Regions from separate parts of the Mus musculus genome. Here region 2 is linked to region 1. The links are chromatin loops, found by intact Hi-C in ENCODE. Cell type or tissue: gastrocnemius. All regions are shown on one strand.

What was found. A loop is a pair of places that touch in the nucleus more often than their neighbours do. Peaks named below come from ENCODE experiments on the same cell type or tissue, not always from the same donor. Only the 100,000 strongest peaks of a DNase experiment are listed, where the experiment ranks them.
Region 2: it touches region 1 in a loop (3-fold over the local background); 5 of 42 quality-filtered maps call a loop at or near these places.

Annotation. Positions count from the first base shown.
Region 1 is chr7:26,103,885-26,106,384 of GRCm38, reverse strand. It overlaps the pseudogene Gm29920. Among named protein-coding and RNA genes, the nearest start is that of Cyp2b13, 44 kb to the right of the region's middle. In gastrocnemius, no CTCF peak of the experiment used is centred here; no DNase peak of the experiment used is centred here.
Region 2 is chr7:25,983,719-25,986,218 of GRCm38, reverse strand. It overlaps the pseudogene Cyp2b28-ps. Among named protein-coding and RNA genes, the nearest start is that of Gm51474, 70 kb to the left of the region's middle. In gastrocnemius, no CTCF peak of the experiment used is centred here; no DNase peak of the experiment used is centred here.

The sequences.
Region 1 (2,500 bases):
ATGTGGACTATGGGACTTTGAATTTGTTTACAACATGTTCTTCAGTAAAGGCAGGAGCCAGGTCTCAGAACTCAGAACTCAGGAGACAAAGGCAGGCTGATCTCTGAGTTTAAGGTCAGTCTACAGAGCAAGTTTCAGGACTGCCAAACTTAAGCAGTGAATAATTTGGAAAACAGAAATCTGAGATGATGTAATAGAACAAAGTAACCATAGTCCAGCCTCAGGAGGCAGCAGAACTCAGCAGATTCAGCCATGTGACTATGGCTTTAGAGTCAAGAATAGAAAGAACACCCCTATCCTCAAAGACTGCTGGGGCATACCCAGGTGCCAGGAGCAGCCAGCTGTCTCCCTAGATTCAGTCAATTAACATCATGACAGGAAGTATGGCAGCATCCAGGCATGCATGGGGTTAGAGGGCCTGAGAGTACTACAACTTGCACTTAAGGCAAACAAAAATCTAGCTCCATACAGCTAGGAGGAGGGTCTCAGAGCTCACATACAGAGTGAAGCACTTCATCCAACAAGGCCACACCTATTCCAACAAGGCCACACCTCTTGATGGTTCTACTTCCTGAGTTATGAAAATTTAAACAACCACAATTAGACATGCTGATCCAGAAGGATACAGGTCAAATTCCCTCCCTGTACCCATTTCCCTGCCTTCTGAGTCCTCTAGGGCATGTCCATCTGCACAGAGCAGCCTGCTATCCACCTGGACCTCCACTGTTCAAATTCCTCCCCACCCTACCCCAATCCTCTACTAGCTCTGTTTCCAGGGACATATCCAACTGCTGGGAGACTTGCACTGACTCATAAGTTCTACTTCCCAACCCAAGGCTACCCACCAGAGGACTATTATACCAGGAAATTTGAGGTTATGCCCCCTCCCAATAATTACTACATCAGATACATCCAGGGACAATCAAATGGCTAAGGGCTACTATAAAAACCCAAACAAAGGCAATATGACACCTTCAAAGCACAGCTATCCTACTACAGCAAGCCCTGGATATCCTAATACAACTGAAGCACCAAAAAAAAAAAAAAAAAAAAAAAAAAAAGACCATAAACCCAATCTTTTAAAGATAATAGAGGTCCTTAAAGAAAATGAATAAATCTTAAGAAAATACAGGAAATCTTGATTCTTAAAGAAATACAGGAAAATACAAACAGGAAGAGCCATTTAAAGAGGAAACAAATCCTCTAATTAAATGCAGAAAAATACAAATAAACATGTTAAAGAAAAATGAAAATATGTTTAAAACATGAAAAGGGAAATAAAAGCTAACCAGAAAACAAAACCTCAGGCAATCCTAGAGACAGAAACTCTAAGGGAGAAAATAGGAAGAAGAGACAGAAGCATCATCAACTGAACAAAAGAGATGGAAGCGAGAATCTCAGATGTAGGAGATACAATAGAAAAATTTGATACAATCAGTCAAAGAAAATGTTAAATCTAATAAATTCCTGACACAAAACATCCAAGAAATCTGCAATACTATTTTAATAAGAATAGACCAAACCTAAAAATAAGAGGAACAGAATGGGAATAGTCCCAGATCTAATAACCAGAAAATATTTTCACCAAATCATAGAACAAAAATTTTACAACCTAAAGAAAGAGAGGCCTATAACCATACAAGAAACTTAAAGAATACCAATTAACTTGGACCAGAAAAGAAAATCCTCCTACCACATAAAAATTAAAACACAAAATCTATAAAATAAAGAAAGAATATTTAAGGCTGTAAGGGGAAAAGGCCAAAAGTAGCACCCAAATTCTCAACAGAAACTCTTAAACCTAGAATGGCCTGGACAGATGTCTAGCAGTGTCAAAAAACAAAAATCAAAAGCCACATAGACTACTATACACAGGAAAACTCTCAATTAGAATATGGAGAAAACAAGAAATTTCAAAACACAATAACATTTAAACAATATCTGCCAAAAAATAGAGCCCTGTAGAAAATACTATAATGAAAACTCCAACACTAGGAGGGTAATTACACCCAAAAATCCAAGAAATGAATAATTCCATACCAACAAAAACAGCAAGGAAAGCATACAAGCACACACACACACACACACACACACACACACACACACACACATTAATACCACCACCATCAAAATAACAGATATTAACAATCATTGGTCATTACTATCTCTTAACATCAATGTACTCACTTACCATCAGCTGACATTATAAATAACAATACATATTTTATTAATAAAATATATAGGTTAACAGAATTGATGTGAAAATAGGATCTATAATTCTGCTTCATGCAAGAAGCACACTTCAGCAATGAAGATAGATCAGAGTAAAGGGCTGGAAAATTTTTCCAACAAAAACAAAAAAAAAGAATAAAGAAGCATGCTGGAGAAGCCATTGTGATGTCTAATAAAATAGACATCCAACAAAAAATAATCAAAATATATGTGCATGAACACTTCGTACTCATCAAGGAAAAATCCACCAAGATGATATCTCAGTTCT
Region 2 (2,500 bases), 120 kb after region 1:
AGGTTCTGGTGATGAAACTCCGTGTTGTGGTTTGACTTCTCCTAGTTCCAGATGGGAAAGAGAAGAGATCGTCAAGGTTGACTTGCAAGAAGATGAACACAGTTATGAACACTGTCTTTCTGTTTGTGAGTCTCACACTATTTGTACCTCTTGGTATTTCTCATCTTTAACACTCTCCGTTGGTTTCTTCTGTCTTCTCTTTCTCTCTACTTTGCTTATTTGTGATTTATTGTCTTTTATCTCCCAGGCTCATTCTTCTGTGGTCTTTCTGTTCCTTGCCCTTTGTCTTGTGCTTCTTTCACAGACATGTCATTCTCCTCCCTATGTCATTTACCCTCCTTTTCTCTGTTCTTTATTTTCCAGATATTCTGCATCTCCTCCACTCTGTTTCTTCCTCTCCTCACCATCCTCTGTCCCCTCCCATCTTTTTCTCTGACCACATCCCCATTCTTCACTCTCACCCATCCCCTCTCTCATCAATGCAGGATTAACCTTCTCCATCCTCAGAAGGTAAGTATCGATGAAGTCTCGTGGAGCACTGGGTTCCAAGGTGGCCCTGTGCTTTTCCACATGATGGGCAATGAAGTCGATGATTTCCTGCTGGCTTTTGGCAATTTGTCTGTGTACACCAGGAAAGTACTTCAAGAAACCAGAGAAGAGCTCAAACATCTGCAAGAAAGAAGGGCCCAGAGTTCACCTGGAGCTATCATGTCCCAAAAAGTGGACAGTGCTCTATCTTAGTCACCGATTTAATATATTGGGACACACCATGACCAAGGCAACTCTTACAAAAGAGAGATTTAATTGAGAGTTTACCTGTGGTTTCAGGTTATTTCAGTAACATTATAGTAGGAAGCACCCATGTAGACATGGAGCTTAAGGCTTACACCCTGATACACAGGCAGGCAGGAAGAACAAAGGGGAACACTGGGCCTTACATGGGCTCTGAAACCTCAAAGAACACCCCAGCAACACACTTCCTCCAACAAGGACACACCTGTCTATTCCTCAGAGTAAAATCTCCTCTCCCTTTTTCCTTAATTCAGGACTCCCATTTCTTAAGTACAGGACGTAAAAGACTTAAAAGATTCAAATACACATCCAAGATATTTTTTCTTAATCCCAAACCTCCTCAACTTTACTTCTATTCCTAATCTAGCTGTCCCAACAACTTGAAAACCATTCACAGACCGATCCAGGATTTTCCTTGGAATCTACTTCCTGGTCCAGCCTCACAGACAGTACTTCCATAACCCCAGATATTCTAGCAGAACCATAAAAACAAATAAACAGACTGTTCTTCCTAATATTGACCAACATTCTCTTTTCTTTGGGTCCCAAAAATGATGAACCAGTGTCAGCAGGAAGCACCCAGAGAAAATGACATTCACTTACCTAACATGCATAGGAATTTGAATGTCTGAGAAGCAATTAAAGAAATGTTCAAAGTGCTTAGTCATCAGGAAAATGCAAATAAAAACAACCCTGAGATTCCATCTCACACCTATCAGAATGACTAACATAAAAACTCAAGTGATAGCACATGCTGGGGAGGATGTGGAGCCAATACTACTTCATTGCTGATGGGAATGTAAAGTTGTACAACCACTTTGGAAAACAATTTTGGTGATTTCTTAGAACACTGGGAATAATTCTACCTCAAGAACCAGCTATTCCACTCCTGGGTATATACCAAAAAGATATATAAACATCCCACAAAGACACTTGCTCAACCATGTTCATAGAAGCTTTATTCATAATAGCCAGAAACTGAAAACAACCTAGATGTCCTCAACTGAAGAATGGATAAAGAAAATGCAGGACATCTACACAATGGAATACTTATCCAGCTATGAAAAATCAAGACATCATGGATTTTGCAGGCAAGTGGGTGGAACCTCAGAATATCATCATGGGTGAGGTAACACAGTCTCAAAAGAACATGGGTGATATGTACTCTTGTATAAGTAGATATTAGTCATAAAATACAGGTACCCCAGGTATTACAGTCCACAGACCCAAAGAAGCTAAATAGGAGGAAGGCCCAAGTGAGGAAGCTAGAATCTCACTTAAAAGGGAGAATAAAAATAGTCATAAGAGGCAGATGGAAGGGGGGACTGGGAGGGAAGGAGGGAGGATGGAGAAGGGAGTGATAGATTCAGGATCAGGTGTGGAAAAGGACAGGAGATGGCTAGATGGCCATGAAAATGAATGGAAATCTAAATGATGGAAGTGAGGAGGGGGGGCAGAATCTTCAGGATGAGACCTGAGATAAGGGAGGCACCCAAGAATCAATGGGGGTGAACTTAGCTGTTACTCCCTACACTGGAGATATGGAACCTGAAGGACCCAACCCCTGTAGCCAGACAGAAACCCCAGTGGAACAATAGATACAACAACCCACCCACAAAACTTTAGACCCAAAATTTATCCTGTCTCCAAGTAATGCAAACACACATTGGGGATGGAGGAGAGTGAAAGGGAATGGCCAACCAATAAC